Regions from separate parts of the Homo sapiens genome. Here region 1 is linked to region 2. A link is a loop called in an ENCODE intact Hi-C map of the cell type or tissue named here. Cell type or tissue: B cell. All regions are shown on one strand. Each heading gives the region's core, and the rest is flanking DNA. Links, peaks and the distances in the headings are about the cores only.

What was found. A loop is a pair of places that touch in the nucleus more often than their neighbours do. Peaks named below come from ENCODE experiments on the same cell type or tissue, not always from the same donor. Only the 100,000 strongest peaks of a DNase experiment are listed, where the experiment ranks them.
Region 1: a loop joins it to region 2, with 13 times the contacts of the local background. A loop is called at or near these places in 49 of 110 quality-filtered maps.

What each region holds. Positions count from the first base shown.
Region 1 is chr20:59,205,242-59,210,620 of GRCh38, forward strand. ZNF831 (zinc finger protein 831) reads left to right here. Exons shown (of 6, transcript NM_178457.3): 4 at 1,664-1,815. Among named protein-coding and RNA genes, the nearest start is that of ZNF831, 44 kb to the left of the region's middle. In B cell, for the core only: CTCF peaks have their summits at 2,709 (motif pointing left) and 2,909; a DNase peak (open chromatin) is centred at 2,690.
Region 2 is chr20:58,861,706-58,867,084 of GRCh38, forward strand. It overlaps LOC101927932 (a long non-coding RNA gene), which reads right to left. Exons shown (of 5, transcript NR_126334.1): 5 at 2,051-2,433. It also overlaps a transcript of GNAS not described here. Among named protein-coding and RNA genes, the nearest start is that of GNAS, 27 kb to the right of the region's middle. In B cell, for the core only: a CTCF peak has its summit at 2,903 (motif pointing right); a DNase peak (open chromatin) is centred at 2,886.

The sequences.
Region 1 (5,379 bases), core at 295-5,294, 340 kb after region 2:
TGTCTCTGCACTTTGAAATCTCTCTCCACCCAGGCCCTGCAGGATTTGGTTCAGGGGTTTGTCGCTCCCCACCCTGGCTCAGATAGCTCTTTCAGGAACCTGTGTTCTTGACAACTGCTTCAAAGAACAAACCAGCCACCACTGCCTCCCCCACCAAACTAACCTCCCCTCCCCCCAGCCGGGGAATGACAGCTCCTGCCCCAGACAGGGGAGGCAATCATGCCCAGTTGAGGGGAGCTTCTCCCAAACACAGAGGCCGGAAAAGATGAACAAAATGTCACTTTCTCATTGTTGCTGCCAGGAAAAACCAGTGCCCAAGAGGATACTGCATTCTGTAGATCTTATTTAAAATTTTGTGAGCGGCCCTGGTGATTAGGGGACTGCGGCTGGATCTTGGCGGTGGCTCAGATAAATGAGAAAGGAAAATAGCCGGTTCTGAGGAGCACTGTGGAGTAGAAATATTGTAAACTGAGGCTTGTAAAGGGAAGGGATTACTTGTGGCTTGACCAGGCAGTTAGAAGCAGTGCAAAGATCTTCTAAAAGAGCTTAAGGCATATTGCAGGCCTGGCTCTTCGTCTCATTCTTTTGCCTATATAATGGGGGTGCTATACTAGGTTGATGGCCTGTTTGTGGTTGCACATTCCTATTAGTAAAATAATTTGTAGCCTGCACCTATTAAATGTGTATTTGTTCATTTACAAATTATACATATATTCTGCTCTATGACATGAAACAATAGAAACAAGAAAGGACATGAAACAATAGAAATAAGAAAGACTAGATGAAAATAAATGTAAATAGAAGCTCTAGTGTTTTTCTTTCTCTACTGTCATCATGCCTTCCCTCTGAGATGTAAATACTTCGTGTTGAAGACAAATAAATCAGATGATCTGGTAGGGCTCCTCCAGATGGAAGGTCTATGAAGAATGTTGTCCAATATGGTGGTCACAAATAAGAAAGACTAGATGAAAATAAATATAAATAGAAGCTCTAGTGTTTTTCTTTCTCTACCCTCATCACATCCCTCTGAGATGTGAATACTTTGTTTTGAAGACAAATACATCTTATTTGAAGAAAATTTATTTGAAGACAAATAAATCAGATGATCCAGTAGGGCTCCTCCAGATGGAAGGTCTATGAAGAATGCTGTCCAGTACAGTGGTCACTAGCCACACGTGGCTATTTAAATTCATTAAAGTGAAATACAATTTAAGACTCAGTTTCTCAGACACACTAACTACATTTCAAATGCACAATAGCTACATGGGCCTAATGGCTGCTGTATTTGTCAATGCAGATTACAGAACATTTCCATCATTGAAGAATAAACTGTTGGACAGTCTGTGAAGCAAGTAGTCAAGACCACGTAGCTTAAAACCTAATTGCAGCAACTATCCTTGACTAAGCCCTTGCTATGACTAAGCATCCTGGGAAGCATTTTGTGACCACCTCATTTAGTTCCTACAACAACCTCTGAAGCTAGGCGCATTATCCTGGGGAGGTGGGGGATGAGGTATGGAGGGATCAGGAGTTGCTCAGAGCTGACCAGCTAGTTAGAGGTTGAGCCCCGTGTTCTCCTGGGCACCCCACAGTGACTTTCCAGATTTTTCCAGGCATGTGCTCTCCAGGCTGGTTACTGCAAGCATGCTTCTCTCTTCTACAGGTACAAAGGGAATTTCTTGCAGAGCTGTGTTCAGCTGAGAGCCAGTAGACTTCGCACACCAACCTGGGTGCGAAGAAGAAGCCGCCACCCTCCCGCACTTGAGGGACTGAAGCCATGCAGGACCCCTGGGCAGACCTCTTCAGAAATAGCAGGTAATGCTCTCTTTGGAGGTGCATCCAGACTGGGCACTCGAAGGCACCCGCCCAAGGCATAGACACTGGGGATTTGGGATGGGCAGGAGTCAGCCCCAAGTGCCACAGGGGTCAGGCCCAAAAGGGAGAGTAACAGAGGCATGACGTCTATGAGACAATCAAAGTGACCCTAAACTAGTGGGGAGGGCATGTGGTAGAAGACGGAGAATTCAATATTGAGAAGTCACCAATATCCTTGAGTACTGGCCACCTGTGCCAAGCTCTGAACCAGGTGCAGGTTCCCTCCAGGACCCAGGAGAACATGAATCACAGCTCTTGGTGCCTCTAGTTTCACTATTTCTAAAAAGAAAGCTCACTCAGTTCTCTCTGCAGGGTCATTGTAAAGCTAAAGTGGGTCTGTGGATGGGCTTAAGAGCCCATGTGAAATAGAAAGATGAGTAGTTATGTGAGGCTGCAGGGTACATTGCTTACATGTGAAGTGGTAAGAGGCACACTCTTCACCATGCTTGGAAATAAATAAAAGGCGAACTAAGTGGGGCTGCTTCCTGGAAAAATGGCTATTTTAAGCTGCAATCACTGGGCAACCGGGGCAAATGGCTCAACTTCTCTGGATCTCAATTTCCTCTTCCTTTCTCCCCTCTCCCCAGCATTAAGGAGCTCAGCCTTAGCCTTGCTTGATTGTTGATTGGGAAAAATGAATACCCTGTGGGAAATGCTGCAGGGTCCCATCTGGCCAGCAGTGCCTGAATTACCATCCTTCTGTGGTTCATTGTTGTCTGTTTGGCTCAAGAGCTAACCCTTGGCTCTGTCTCATGCCTGAGGTCTTTGGCCCTGGGGGATCCTTTGCTGGGGCAACTCTGCCTCCACCTTTGTGTAGCTCCAGTGCCCCCTACAGGCAGATGGCACTTGAGTGCTCTCCCCACACCTCTGCTCCCCAACCCCCAGAGCCTTCCAGGGTAGGCAAGGACATGGAGTAGTCTTGTTTCCCAGAGAGAATTTAAATCCAGGCAAGAATTCATCTTACAGTTGGGGCCAGTTGTTGAAGAAGAAAGGTTGTTTTTGTTAAGGAAGGTCAAGGGTCAAGCCCCATGTGGGAGAGGCTGGGATGCAGGGGGTTGGGTAGGTGGAAATTCCATCAAGAAGCTGGCTCTGAGCTCTCTTCCTCATCTGTGGCTCTCAACCTCACCTCCATCTCCCTCCTCTGTATCCAGCGAAATTGCCCATTGGGCTGTGCTTGATACTGCCACGCCCCATGGAGGGCATCTCAGGGCTAAATGCTGGTCTGTACCACCAGGACAAGAGGATGTCTCCCCCATGCAAAGGCCAGGGGACCATGCAACTCTCTGCTTTCTCGTTGGGCCGTCCTGTGACAGGCACAGGTGCCATCGATATCACCTCTGTGCTCTCCAGGTGCCCTGTGGATGCCCCTCGTCTCTCCTTAAGAGTTTTCCAATGTATAACCCACAGCTGGGAATCCAGGTCCAGCCCAGCACCCTCTGAAGTGCCAACTCAGGGTACCTGGGAATTGTGCACAGAATTGTGTGTGTGTGGGTGACTTCCAGAGGCATGGGAACTCCAAGTACGAAGTGAGCCTCGGGGGTCATGGTACTTGCTGGCTGACTCCTCGTTCCCTGTTCCCATGGACTCTTCCCTCACTTTTGCCCCCATCAGCTCCAGTTCTTGAATTTTCCTTTATGGGGTAGAGCTTGGATGGAACCCCTGCTGAGACGCTGGCAGAGAGCTGGTAGCCCCCGCTACCTGGGAGGTTCTGATGGTCACTGGTGGAATCCAACAGAATCAGCCAGAGCTCTGCCAGTTGCCCCCATGGAGGAGCTTACCACCAGCTCTCTTCCCAGCACCTTAAGGACAGCCAAATGGAGCTGCTCCTGGAACTCCCCGTCAGCCTCCCTGCTTAGCTCCCCAGGCACTGGACTCGGCACTGTGACAGGGAGGGGAACTAAGGTGACCCCTGGTCTCGATAAATGTGGTACAGGACAAAGACAGACAGACTGACCCACTGTCCACCCCTTAGCTCAGATGCCACCGGGAACGACATTGGCAGATCTGTTTGCTTCCCCGGGACATCTCGTGTCTGTCTGTCTAGGATGTCGACGGTCTGTCAGTGTGAGATTCAAGGTGCAGCAATGCCTTGCAGACTCCAGCATGGATGACCAAGTATCATCATATGCTCAGCATTATAAACACATGTGCATGACAGTTAGCACATACTGAGTGCCCATGAGTGTGCATGTGGGTAATGAGTGTTTTCTTGTTGTTCAGCAGAGGACGAGGTCATCTCATTAGTGTTGGGGGAGGAAGACAAAAAGGAGGCTCTTTCTGGAAAGATGGGGGTTCTTTTGGAAATCTGGATGTAGGGAGAACAGACAGAGACTTTCTGGACTGGGGATTGAGTGGATAAAGTCTCAGGGTCAAGAAGAGGGAACATGGGGAGTTCAGATAGAGTGTAGGTGGGCTGGGCACATGCTGGGCCCCCAGAAGATGTGGGACAGCCATTGATGACAGTGTCTCCACTTGGGTGTCACCTGTATCAGTTTCCTAGGGTTGTTGTAAGAAATTGCCACAAAGGTGGTGGCTTTGAACAGTAAAACTGGATTCTCTCCCAGTTTTGGAGGCCAAGAGAGGCTGATGCTCCCTCTGGACTTTCTAGGGGTGATCCTTCCTGGCCTCTTTTGGCTTCTGGGGCCTCCAGCTATTTCCTGCTATTTCCTTGGTTTGTTGCCTCATCTACGTCTTGTGGCCTCTGCCTACATCTTCATGTGGACTTCTCCCTGTGTCACTGTGGGTCATATCTTCTTCTGTCTTTCTCTTATAAAGACACTTGTCTTTGGATTTAGGAGCCTCACTAAACGTGGGCTTATCTCATTTCAAGATCCTTAATTTGATTACTGCTTCTGAGACCCTTTTTCTAACTCAGGTCATACCCATCCACAGGTTCCATGGACTAGGACCTCAGGGCCACTATTCAACCATCCTTACAGGTTTTATCCTATCTGTGAACCAACAGAAGTGGCCTTAAAATGTGTTTGTAAACAAAAAAGGCAGGGACACACACGGACACTCAGTGCACAATAATGCACATCATCTGGGCTCTCATTGTTTGTAAATCATTTTTGCAGGAAAGTTCTATTATAAACCTAATACAATTAAAACAGAATTGCCCCGGCCACTGCCAGCAGGACATGCTCCACACTTGGGGGAACAGTTGTCCAAGTGACCACGGGTAGCCTCGATGCTGATAGCTATGGGGCCCACTGGCTTCCCTTCAGGAAGAAAGCCCAGTGGCCGGCGGGATGGGGCTCCGCGGAGCCGCCATATGTGAGGATTGTGTTTGTTGGAGCTGAAATCCGTCTGTGGCCTGACTTGTCTGGCTCACACGCTGGCCCTGAGCATGAGGCTGTGTCAGCTGCAGCAGGGACACCTGCTCCTCTCTCCCCCTCCACAGGGGACACAGTTCCCAACGTGTTCCATGGAAGTTGGCACCCCTGCCTCATCTGCAGCTTATCCTGCATGCTCATGGTGACCCTGGGGGCCTCAGTGAGCAGA
Region 2 (5,379 bases), core at 210-5,209:
ATATTCTTTTTTTTATTGAGACGGAGTTTTGCTCTTGTTGCGCAGGCTGGAGTGCAGTGGTGCAATCTTGTCTCACTGCAACCTCCGCCTCCCGGGTTCAAGCGATTCTCCTGCCTCAGCCTCCCGAGTAGCTGGGATTACAGGCATGCACTACCACGCCCCACTAATTTTGTATTTTTTGTAGAGACGGGGTTTCACCATGTTGGTCAGGCGGGTCTCGAACTCCTGACCTCAGATGATCTGCCCGCCTCAGCCACCCAAAGTGCTGGGATTACAGGTGTGAGCCATGGCACCTGGCCTTTTTTTCTTAATTCCCCCAAAAAGAGGGCCAGCTACTAGAAGCAGTTACAATTTGAGAAATCTGGAGTCTTTTTTAAAGGGTAACATGTTCAACCCAGTGCTTGGCACATATAAGTACCCCAAAACATGTTTTGGGTTTTTTGGGTTCTTTTTGTTGTTTTTTGTTTTTTGAGACAGGGTCTCACTCTGTCGCCCAAGCTGGAGTACAGTGGCATGATCTCGGCTCACTGCAACCTCTGCCTCCCGGGTTCAAGTGATTCTCCTGTCTCAGCCTCCCCAGTAGCTGGGATTACAGGTGCCTGCCAGCATGCCCAGCTAACTTTTATATTTTTTAGTAGAGATGGGATTTCACCATGTTGGCCAGGCTGGTCTTGAACTCCTGACCTCAGGTGATCTGCCCACCTTGGCCTCCCAAAGTGCTGAGATTACAGGTGTGAGCCACCATACCAAGCCTCGACTTTTAATTTTAGAAATTTATTTTCCTCCTAGATTTTTTTTTTTCTCCCTGCTCCAAGTGAGGTTTTGGGTTTGGTTAGTTTTCTGTTGTTGCTGGGTTTTTTTTTTGTTTGTGTCTTTGTTTTTCTGTTTTTTGCATTTCTCATTAGACTATTAACATGTAAGTTCTAAAAGTGCCAGCCATCTCATTCTGTCTTTCTGTCTCCACCTTTCAGAGTACATTCTTTGTTTACATTTTGTAAATAAAGGTCAACTCAAGCAGTAGACGAATGCCACCTTGCCACATTTATAATTGTGTGAAGTCACTCTCAGGTGAATGATGTGCCAGAGAGAGATGAGGAGATAACTTACTTTTTGACTTGTCCTGTAAAAGTGTCACCTGTCACCCCTGCCTATCCAGCTCCCCCTTCTGTTTTGATTAGCTCCTAACTATAAATCAACTCAATACCGAGGCTGAGCTCAAGGACCTGAGCTTGGATTGTTCTATGGTTATTACACATGAAAAAAAAAAAAAAAAGAAAGAAAGAAAATGTGTTTAGTTTCCTTTCCAACAGCCAGATGGTGAACCAGGCCAGCTCATGGGAATTGAAGATGAAGAGACCTCCAAGAAAGAGGTAGGGAACAACACAACAAAACAATGTTTGACTTTTCATTATGTTGATCGTCACATGCTCTTTGAGCACACACGAGTCACACACCTTTCAAGTTAGAATCAGTGGAGCGCTTTTCTACATGCAACAACTGGGAGCTATGCTATGGGAAGAATGTTAGGCAACTGATCTGTGACAGGGCAATGGAAATTAAGGGAGTGTGCCTCTGTTGTACTTCCTTAGAGTAAAATCCCAAATTGCATTGCAGAGTAATTTGTTAAACCTCAGGAGTATTTAAATTCAGGAGTATTTTGACTTGTGGAGTTCTGCCCACAGAACTGCACATTGGATCTTACTAAATGTTTTTTAATGATTCAATTTGGGGCGAGGAGAGAGGTATAAAGGTAGTATAAATTGTTATCCAATCTCAAATTTATTATGAGTCAGTCAATGTTTCCGACATTGTCACACACACACTGTGTGTGGGACAGAGTAAGTACTTTTAACTTCCTTTAATGAGTTGATAATGGGAAGGAAAAAAATCTCTGTACTACTTTCTAAAGAGTGTCACAGTTGAGCTTTCACAAGCTCAGTGTCACCACTGAGTGAGCATCGATTCTTACAAGGAAATTAAGACTTGGGCTGCAAGAGCCTCGCCTCTCTCTTCTGATTTATCTGGCTCTTGCCTCTCCCCCTCCATCAAAAGACCACACTATCTCTCTCCTCTTTTCCATTTGAACGATTTTGCCATTCATCAAACTGATTGCTAATGTGCAAATTACATGATGGTATTTTTACAGGGAACCTGCATTCAGGTAAGTTTGAAGCTGTGGGATATTTGAGGGGGAAAAAATGAATAATGCTTATCATGATCCACAGAAACTAAAGTCAGGCATTGTAGGACAGTCCAGAACCCAAGAAGGGCCATGGACAGGACCCTTCCAAAGGAAAGAGAATCTCGTGTCCCGTGTGTTAGCGAGTATCCATTCCAGCTCCCCCAGGGCTCTGGGACCCACATATCTGTGCCTCCATTTTTCTAGGGTTGTAGTAGCTGGTGGTCCAGTTGAAAAAAATGAAAACAGGAAACCTGTCAAGAATAGATAGTGTTATTTAGGAAGTATATAGGTACTTACATTACTGAGACCACTTGAACACATCCTTTTAAATAGATACCTTTTTTAAAATCTATGGTTATGTAACATCTGTGTCCGAGGGATTTAAGCAGAAAGCCCTGTGGGTTTCTCTTTTCAAAAGACAGACCTTATTTATAATCAGCCCCTCGATTTTTTTGGGGGGGCCTTCATGGGCTTTTGAAATCTTAGGAAGTGTCCATCCTAATTCCTTATAGCTGCTCTTTCTGTGGCTCTACTAGGGCCTTCAAGATGCTGAATTCACTTATTAATTAAATCATTGACGTCATTCAGGGGGTTCCTTTTGCCCACTGCCCCCCAACATGGGAATTTTTAAATGACTGGCTCTAGAAGGGCCCAAAGATGGTGAAGGTGAATTGATATTTCAGGTGACCACTAGATGGTGAGACAGTATAAGGCAGAAAACAGGTGGCACGTGTCTGTGAAAATGAGAGGGATGGCCAGGGCTGGCAAAGGCAAAGAAGGGTCCCCCTTGACTTTTAATGCCAGCCCCCACCCCAGGACAGACCTTGGATTCAAATAGGCCCCAAAGCTTTAGCCAGACCAGCTTTTTACTTTTACGCTGTGACTTCTCCTAGTTAGCTATATGCCAGGATTTTAGAAGCATTTTGGGGGGCTCAGTCTAACAGAGGGGTCCTCCAAGTGGCTTTATTGACATTTTTTCATGGGGTGGTTGTCCTATGCACTGTGGGATGTGTAGCAGCATCTCTGACCCCTACCTACCAGACACACACACACACACACACACACACACAAACACACACGCACGCACACTCTCTCTCTCTCTCTCTGACAACCAAAACTGTTTCTAGTCATTGCCAAATGTCACCCCTCATTGATAACTACTGCCCTAACATCATCAGTATCAAATTCTGGGGACAGTTCAAGATCATACATACTGTAACTTGCGTATCTTAAAAATATATATATTGGGGCTGGGCGCGGTGGCTCACGCCTGTAATCCTAGCACTTTGGGAGGCCAAGGTGGGCAGATCACCTGAGGTCAAGAGTTCCAGACCAGCCTGGCCACGTGGTGAAACCCCATCTTTACTGAGAATACAAAAAATTAGCCGGGCGTGGTGGCGGGCACCTATAATCCCAGCTACTCAGGAGGCTGAGGCAGGAGAATCGCTTGAACCCGGGAGGCAGAGGTTGCAGTGAGCCAAGATGGCACCATTGCACTCCAGCCTGGGCAACAAGAGCAAAACTCCATCTCAAAAAATATATATATACACATATATTTTATATTATATATATATCATATATAATACAAAATATATATAATATGATATATCATATAATATATACATATATAATATATATCATCTATAATATAAAATACTTTTTTTTTTCCAGAGAAAAGTTTGTCCACTGCAGTTACTTTTTTTTTTGAGATGGAGTTTCACTCTTGTCGCCCAGGCTGGAGTGCAATGGCATGATCTCAGATGACTGCAACCTCTGCCTCCTGAGTTCAAGTGACTCTCCTGTCTCAGCCTCCTAGTAGCTGGGATTACAGGCATGAGCCACCGTGTCCAACCCTGCAGAAGTAATTTCTAGAAATCTCAGAGAAGAAAGTGACCCAGATGACCCTAACTAGAATAGAAAAGGAAATTATTTCAGGGAAGTAAATAGTGAGCTGACTTTGATTAACCAAGTCAGTCCCATAGCTAGGCTAAATCAATGCTTAAATAGCCTTTACCCTTAAATGATCACATCTTCCACTTAGGGTTTCTTAAGGATGCCTTTTCCTGTAGCAGGCTAGGAATTCTCTCTCTGACTGGTGCACACTCAATTAATTCACTCTGCATTGTAGAGAAGGATGCCAAGACACGAAGGACCCATCTGTCAGATGGCTGCTGACAACGTATCAGCTCTAGGGTGGCAGGAGCCCCACTTTATATGTGTTCCCCAAAACAACAGCAGAGCCTTTAACTGATAATGTGTACACACCAGCAAGCAGTGTGTGGGCCCCAGTTGCTGGGTCTCCCTAGTCTCAGGCCCATAGAGAACCAGCCTACTGCATGGAGGTGACCTATAAACTTTCAGCAACTGATCTTTCAAGACAGACAGTTAGATTGCAGGAGAGAGGGGCAGTGGAAGGAACGGCTCTGAATGACTGGACTGAGAAAGAGCATAAGATCTCTCAGGAATAATACATAGCTAAGCCAATAGAAGTAACAATCCAAGGACATTTCCTGGTCAAGAGTCTTGCGCTTGGTCTCTGATAAAGTGGACACCCCCTTCTCCATCCTAGGGCAGACTCTGTAACCATTATTTCTTGGAATAATCATAATAGGACTAAATTGTGATCTTAATTTTAAACAGTGGTCTAAGCCCCTAATTTGCATCTGACCAGCCTCTCTCAAGTAACCATTATGGAAGGGGACTTTATAACTTCTTTGTTATATTTTGACATAACACATTTACATTTTTGCCCCCATTTGGTCTTTCTATAGAGTTTTCAGATTGTAACATCTGAATTCATCTCATCAAGTTTTCAAATTGAAACATCTGATTGTAACAACTGAAACAGATTCATTAGGGATCTAATTTTTTCAAACAAAGGAGATTTTTTTCTTTTTTTTTTTTCCCTAGGGAGTTTCAAATTTATGACCTCTGACTTCATTGCAAAGGCCAGAAAAATAAATAAATAGATAGACAATGACCACTCTCCACTCCAGACATGCAGGTGTATTTCAACACTTTAGCTTTTACTATCAGGATTTCTTTAGGGGAAGGTGTAGAAATATATTGGTAGTTTGATAAATTATATATCAGACATGTAAAATTTAAAGTATCATTTGAAATCAAAACTTGTCTGAAGACTAGCTTTTTATGTCACAAGTTCAGCTAAGCAAAGTGTCCCCTAACTATAAAACCTC